Linked DNA regions of Mus musculus: regions 1 and 2 are each linked to region 3. Evidence: chromatin loops called from intact Hi-C (ENCODE). Cell type or tissue: gastrocnemius. All regions are shown on one strand.

The links. Peaks named below come from ENCODE experiments on the same cell type or tissue, not always from the same donor. Only the 100,000 strongest peaks of a DNase experiment are listed, where the experiment ranks them.
Region 1: it touches region 3 in a loop (3-fold over the local background); 5 of 42 quality-filtered maps call a loop at or near these places.
Region 2: it touches region 3 in a loop (4-fold over the local background); 38 of 42 quality-filtered maps call a loop at or near these places.

What each region holds. Positions count from the first base shown.
Region 1 is chr5:115,185,795-115,188,294 of GRCm38, reverse strand. All of the region lies in intron 1 of Cabp1 (calcium binding protein 1), which reads left to right. Among named protein-coding and RNA genes, the nearest start is that of Gm35515, 7.3 kb to the left of the region's middle. In gastrocnemius, a CTCF peak has its summit at 939 (motif pointing left); DNase peaks (open chromatin) are centred at 923, 1,425, 1,665 and 2,109; H3K4me3 peaks cover 2,500 bases; H3K27ac peaks cover 2,413 bases.
Region 2 is chr5:115,075,532-115,078,031 of GRCm38, reverse strand. All of the region lies in intron 3 of Sppl3 (signal peptide peptidase 3), which reads right to left. Among named protein-coding and RNA genes, the nearest start is that of Rpl37rt, 31 kb to the left of the region's middle. In gastrocnemius, a CTCF peak has its summit at 1,228 (motif pointing right); DNase peaks (open chromatin) are centred at 164 and 1,242.
Region 3 is chr5:114,978,391-114,980,890 of GRCm38, reverse strand. It overlaps Hnf1aos1 (a long non-coding RNA gene), which reads right to left. Exons shown (of 6, transcript XR_878697.3): 2 at 1,538-1,662; 3 at 592-731. Among named protein-coding and RNA genes, the nearest start is that of Hnf1a, 8.6 kb to the right of the region's middle. In gastrocnemius, a CTCF peak has its summit at 1,496 (motif pointing left); DNase peaks (open chromatin) are centred at 932, 1,189, 1,471 and 2,216; H3K4me3 peaks cover 1,517 bases; H3K27ac peaks cover 1,004 bases.

The sequences.
Region 1 (2,500 bases), 210 kb before region 3:
CACTTTGTAGACCAGGCTGGCCTCGAACTCAGAAGTCCGCCTGCCTCTGCCTCCCAAGTGCTGGGATTAAAGGCATGCGGCACCACTGCCCGCCTGTATTTCTCTTTCTTAGCGTTATTCTGGACTATAGTTAAATAATTGTACTCCTCACTCTCTCTTGCCCACCTGCGAGGATGTAAACTCCCGTTGTTGTTGTTCCTCTTCATTGTTTCCAGAGCCAAGCACAGCACCCGGCTCATAAATGCCGGGCAAACGATACTTCCTTCTTCCACTTGAATAATTACTTATCAGCGCCTATTATGTACCACAGGCTTTCCTGTATGCGCCGTATTAGCCAGACAGGGAAAGTCCCATTTTCTAACGGAGGAAACTGAAGCTCAGGAATAGAAGGTGATCACAGGCAGAGCTGGGGCTCAACCTTAGACCCCAGATCCTTCCCCATTCATCAGAGGCCATTGACCCAGACCCCTGGACCAGCGGAGTGCTTCCTCTGAGTTGCTTTGCATTTCCGTTAGCGGTCTGCCCCTCCCCAGCTCTCTGGCATCTTTACCCTCTTTCCTGCCCTTTAGCTGTTCCCACCCAGTCTCCTCCTTTTGTGTTCGGGGAGTGGCTTCTTCCTTTTCCCCTCCTCCAGGAGTATGGGCCAAGCAAGGCATCAAGAAACTGCCTAGGCAACACCGTTCCCTGGTCTGCAGCGACACACAGCACCAGAGACATAGTGAACTAGCCAGCGACCTCCTTTTTAGCCTCCTAGGAGGAAGCCTGTGCCACCCACTGGGCAAGGAACCCAGCCATCTTCTCTAATGAAATTCCTGACCAGACATCCCAATGGACAAAAGTCCCTGGGAGAGGAAGCAGTCTGGGCTTGGTGTCTGCGATTGCATCAGGGGCCAGGGAGTAGGTCAACCTCCTGGTCTATCTCTGGCGCCCCCTGCTGGGGAAAAGCTGGATACACGGATAAGAGGAATGCTTCTCTGGGTACCCGCCTACCACTGCCGCGCTCAGACCCGGACATCTGAGGCATGAGAATTCCCTTGCCAAAGCAAGAATTTGGAGGGACAAGGAACACCGAGTCATCTGTAAAGTTCCGACTGTGGGAACTCGGAGGACCATTTTTAAAAGGCAAACCTCCCTGTTCTGCACTCCAGCGAAGCCAGTGAAAAAGACCTTTAGGTCAGAATTGGGAAGAGGATGGGAAGGACCAGAGAGACCTTGGCCACGTCCTCTGTGCCAGCGCTGCCTTCATTCTCCTCTCCTCAAGGCCATCGCTTGGCTTCCCGAGGGTCAGAGAGCCTTTCCACGGCAGAGGGAGCATAAGGAAGAAGCAGATGACAGCTGTGGCTTCAGCTGTGCCGCCAGCCCTGGAGCCTCATTCCATGTCAGCGATGAGGCAAGTGTGAAAAATGGAGCGTAATAGAGACGTCACAAGATCTCCCAGGCCCTCAACTGAGAACCACCTTGCTGCTCAGTCAGCTGGAATTGCCAGTGGCTGATGAGGCATGCTCACCCGGCTCAGTGCTCTCCAGACCCGGCTTACATCTCCCTGGGGTCCTGCGTGTGCATGCATGTGTGTGGTTAGTGTGTGTGTGTGTGTGTGTGTGTGTGTGTGTGTGTGTGTGCCTGTGTGTTCAACCACGCGTGCGTGTGCGCAGGCTGTGAGGCACCCTGGCTTTGGGGGCCCTAGCCAGCTTTCCCCTTCTGGATCTGCTGGCCTAATTCCCAGTTGCAGCTGCCACCTTGGGTCCCCCTCCCCAAGGCAATCTCCCTGCATATTTGGTAGCATAAGAAGGAGGGGCTGAGGCAAGGGGATAGACAGAGAATGGACTGAGCCTAATGCTGTAATCTGTTGTTGATGATCCTAAAGGCTTCCCAGCGCCAGTGCCCTCTGTGATCTACTCTCCAGGGGATTTTTTCCCCCGGTGCTATGCACTTTTTCCTTCTGCCTTCGGCTCCTTAAGAAACTGACTAGAAAGTTAAACCTAGACACACAAACGCACATACAAACCACCAGGAAAAAAAAAAAAATCAGCAGGAGCAGACAGGCAGGCAGGCAGGCAGGCAGACAGACGAGCACGCGCGCTCCGGCTCAGCTCTGTCCTGGAGGAAGAGCGACTGGAGCAGAGAGAGTCGCTGGGGTTGGCAGTGACCCAGACTGAGGTCTTCTGCGCCCCCCCCCCCCGCCCCCAGAAGCCTCCTTCATGGACCCAGAGACCGCCAAAGGGGCTGTGTCAGCGTAGGATGGGCAACTGCGTCAAGTCGCCACTAAGAAACCTCTCAAGAAAGGTATGTTTTGGGAGCCCCCGAGTCTTGGTACTGGGGTTGCGGACATCTTGTTGCCTACCCCAGAGGGGATGAAGTGGGTGGGCATCTGATGTTCATTAGGCTTCCCAGGGTGTCTGTCCAAAACTGTGTCCCTATTCTGACTTCAAGACACCCTCCATCAGCAGATTCTTATGTTCTAGGGAGGCTCTGAGCTAAAGTTAGGGCTTAAAGGTGCCTG
Region 2 (2,500 bases), 97 kb before region 3:
CCATGAGACCCCCCCACTGAGGCTATGAAATGGCAAAGCCTTCCTTCCTTCCCTGGGCATGTATGAGCAGGCAGTACTCACCTGGAAGGAATAGTTAGGGTGTGAAGCCTGCTCCCCAACTGACCAGTAATACACTGACACTAGCTAAACCTGCCTCCCTGATCTGGCTCTGTGCCAGAAATCCCACCTCCTTGTTCATTTGTTCATCTGTATACAACAACCCCACCTCTGCTCAACATCTATATAATAAATGGACAAGCTTTGGGGTGGGGCTATAGTCGACCCTCCTTCCCCCCAGCAGAGACCTCAGTCTACCCTGCAAGATTCTGTTTCCATGTGTGTGTGTCTGTCTGTCTTTGTTTGCTTTCTGGCCATCAGGTCTGCTCCTGGAAGCAGTGTAAAGTCTAAAATCAGGCAATGAAATTCATACTTTTTTTTCTTTCTTTATCTATTTAAATGAAGAATTGGGAGGGACCTGGTGGAACATACATTAGTCCCAGTCCTGAGAAGAACAAAGGCAGGTGGCTTTCAATGAGTTTAGGCCAGACTGGTCTACATAGTGAGTTCTAGAGCTCCAATCAAGGCTGTACAGTGGAACCCTGTCAGAAGGAAGGAAGGGAGGAGAGGGAGAGAGGAAGACAAGGAGAGAGAGAGAGAGGGAGGAGGAGGAGAGGGGGAGGGGGGAGGAGAGGGGGAGGAGAGAGAGAGAGAGAGAGAGAGAGAGAGAGAGAGAAAGAGATCTACCTGCCGCTTGGGAAGTCACAGGAATGAGAAATATACTTGGGCAGTCAGAGATGATCTGGATGAAATGCCGCCTATTAAAACTTCCTTTCCCACCATTTTCTTTATGAATGAATTCTGACTTTTCTTTATAGACGGATGGAGTCTATGTACGTGCAGGCTGGCTTTGAGCTGGACACTCTCCTTGCTCAGCCAGCCAGGCGCTATTGCTGTGATTATAGGCTTTCCTCTGCACATCTCTCACCCACACGTAAGGTGCTTTTGCAGTGCCTGGTTTTGGAACTTTACATACATTAAATGTGTGTCTGGATTCCTTCACTCGACACTACTTTATAAGAACTATTCTCTGTTCTACAACTTCACTGTATGAAACATGTTTCCATTCTATGACTGACATTTAGTTTTTTTCTAAGTTTTTCCCTATTACAAATAATTCTTTGTTGGATATCTCAGTGTGTGTCACTATCCAACACATTCATGCAGTGCACTCCGAGGCCAGAAGAGGGCATCAGATCATCCTCAATGAGAGGGTCTGTTCTAGATCTACAGACAGACGGCTGTTAGCCATCTTGTGGATGCTCAGAACTGAACTTGGGCCCTCTGATAAAGCAGCCAGAGCTCTTACTCACTGAATTATCTCTCCAGCCCACTAATATCATTATTACTATTTTGAGACAAATATCACTTTGTAGCCAAGCCTACCCAGGAAACTGCTCTATAGCCAGCCTCAAAGTTGTAATTTTCCTTCTTTAGTTTTCCACATACTGAGATGATAGCTTTGTGTTACAGGGTGACATTTCCTCCCAAATTTCATCCAGTCCCAACCATGGCAGCAGTGGCAGCTCTTGTGCTCTTCACGGAGAATTTATGCCTGATCAGATACTAGCCCTAGGTGCAGTCCTGAGTTTGGCAGACAATAAAGGGAAAGCAGAAGCGCCCCCAAGTGAGGGCCATGAGCTCATGGGTAGGCTGACTCTTATCTCAGCACATTATTCTTAGTATTTTCCAGACTACATCAGAGAGAACTGTACTGTAGGGTAAGTAACCTGTCAGTCCTCTTGGTATCTGTGTCTCAGTGCATTATGGGAAGGATGCATAGTCTGACACAGGACGAAGACTTAAGAAAATGACATAAGAGGTGTATGACCCTGTATGACCCTGATGAATTACAAGAAATAAAACTGATATTAGCAGGTACTTTCTTCCATGAGATTTCAGACACACTACATGTTTCTCTTTGATTTTGTGATGCAGTGTACCACAGACTTCACTCATGTCATCTGCAAACATGCCGCACAATACAGGGCTTTAGAAATAAAGTTCACACGTGTGTGGCCTGGCTTGAAACACTAACAGAAGATAACTTCTGTAGCACGCCAATCTGAAAATCAGATTCACACTGGCTTTAATGTGGCTCCTAGCAAATTACTGGTGCAGACTTTATTTCACACAAAGATCATATCATTTATGGAAAGACATTTTTTAAAGACAGTCTTTCTATGTAGTGCTGACTAGCCTGAAACTCCCTCTTAGACCAGGCTGGCCTCAACCTCACAGAGACCCGCCTGCCTCCGATTCTTCCTATTTAAGTGAGTCCCACTTTACTGTCTTTGTTGTGTCCACTTCCTACCTAAATATTAGGCAAGTGCAACATGGTTATAAAGGATATAGGAACGAAGAACAAGGAGACTGCATTCCACAGTCTCTTTCCAACTTACCAGCAAAACGGGTGGGGTGGGGGCTTTCATTCCTGTCCCCA
Region 3 (2,500 bases):
ATATAATATATGCAAATGAGTGAGCTCAGACCCTTGGCAGGCAGGTGGAAGCCCCACAGGTCTCCTGGGATCTAGAGCCTGTCTACCCACAAAGATAGTAGGGTAAAAGGGTAGTGGAAACATTGTGTGGGACCCCCCCAGTGCCATTTCTGAAAGAAATTAGGCCGGATTTGGAATACCACCCTGACCTTGGGTTTTCTCTTACACACAGCTAGGCGCAATACCTGATGATACTAAATTACTGTAGCTTTCTGAGCTGACTTGGGCTGCACTCGCAGGCCCCTTGTCTGCTCCTGGAGGAGCAGACAAGCTCTCTCAGAACTTTTTTTTTTTGAGGGGTGGGGGAGAGGGAGGTAAGGACATTAAGCCCCTCCCCTCGCTGGCTCTACCCCTTTCAGGTCTACAAGAGGAATTAGGATTTAATAAACAGCTGTGGAGAGGCGGGCACAAACATCCGGCCTGGGAAGGGGAGGGCGACTCAGCCCGGGATGGGTCAAGTCCCTGAAGCACGGAGAAGCTTTGTCAGAGTAAGGGACCATACATAGGCTCAACCCTGGTGGCGAGTGGGGGAGGAGGCTTATCCGCCGGTACCTGTGTCCCAGCTCCTGTAGGCACTGGATGGAGCTGGGAGGTTTCCTACAGTGGGCAGTCTGATGCCAGGCTTCCACGCGGTACCGCTCTGGAAGTTTCTGCCTTCTTCTAGGTAAGATTCAGGATTGCAAGTGGTAATTCTGCAATAATTTCCATGTATTAGACACACCGTCCTTCCCGGACAGATAAGGAAACAGGCTCAGGGGAGCCACGGGATCTGCAAAGCCTGATATTGTCTGCCCAGTTCGGGGCTCTTCCAGCCAATGGTGCCTTCAACAGGTCCCTGAGCCCTAGTTCAGTGTGTGTTTATGCGCATGCGTGCGTCCGTGTGTTCCAGGCTCAGGAAAAGGCCAGAGGTTGGTGGAGGGTGTCTTCTATCATGCTCTCCACTAGTTTCTGAGACAGGGTCCCTTACTGACCCTGGAGCTCACTCTTTCTAATAGATTGCTGGCCAGTGAGCCCGGAGATCCTTCCGGTCTCCGCCTGCTCTGTGGTTACAGATACGCAAAGCCACACCCAGGTGTCCTCATGAGTGCCAGGGATCCCAGCTCGGGCCCTCACGCTTGCATAGCAATCCCTTTATCCAGCGAGTGTTGCCAGCCCTCGTTTCACTGTTTGGCCAACTTTGATTGGCATCTCAGTATCATAGATGTCCCCGAGCTCTTGGCTTGTGAGAACCAGATTGTCTCCTAACAGCACCTGCGGAGCAGGGAAAGCAGGTGAGATCCTGGCAAGGCTGCCTGAAGTGTTTTGCTCAGACAAGAGATTCTCTGCCATTTGGACGGAGCGGGGAGTCTCAACCAGGAATAAAGTGGGTGGATCTGAACAAAATTTCCCCTGACTGGAGAATTCTTAGGCAGGAATGGCAGGAAGCTGTGGCGCGTGGAGGTCGAGCGCCCTCTACTGCTAAAGAAGAAGATTGCATCCACGCGGAAGGACACCGAACCTGCTCAGCCCACGCTGTTTTTCCTGCTCCGAGTTTGTCTGCGTCCAGGTCAGAGCTGCATACAGTTGTCCCGCTCTCCCTGCGTTCACGTCTCATTGGATTGAATACACACCTTCGAGAAAAATCTGAGAAAGAAGGTGGTGGAAGGAGATAGCTGGATTTCGCAAGTTGTCCTTTGCCCTCCACACGTTCACCCCACAATATACAATTAATAGGAAATGTTTTTCAGGGCTGGTGAGATGGCTCGGTGGGTAAGCACTGACTGCCTTTCCAAAGGTCCTCATCCCAGCAACCACATGGTGGCTCACAACCATCCGTAATGAGCTTTGACGCCCTCTTCTGGTGCCTTTGAAGACAGCTATAGTGTTCTTACATATAATAAATAAATCTTTGGGGCAGAGCAAGCAGAGGTCCTGAGTTCAATTTCCAGCAACCACATGGTGGCTCACAACCATCTGTACAGCTACAGTGTATTCATATACATAAAATAAATCTTAAAAAAAGAAAGAGAGAAAGAAAGGAATGTTTTTCAAGGGCCAGGCACACCTCAGTTCTCTTTCCTGTTGGATGTGTTCGTTCCTGGATCTGCACCCGGTTGTGAGAGCGGGTGAGAACCCTGCTGCAGAGATGCGCTCAGAACTCGGGCTCAGAAAATTGTGCGTGGATGAGCGCCAGGAACGAGCTTTGGGCACAGATCCAAAGGAGCAGTGAGTTAAAGGCAAGGCAACTCTGGGATGGCTGACCCAGCATCCCTCTTGCTTGGTCACAAAAAATAATTTAAGAAATATGTCGCCAGGCAGTGGTGGCGCAGGCCTCTAATCCCAGCGTTTGGGATTAAACCTGCACAGCTGTTTTTTTTAACATTTACTATGTCTGTGGAGACCCTGGAAAGGTGAAGTTCCCGAACCATGGATCCTAGAAGGATCTTAGAGAGATCTAGCCGGTAACACAGACACACCTGTC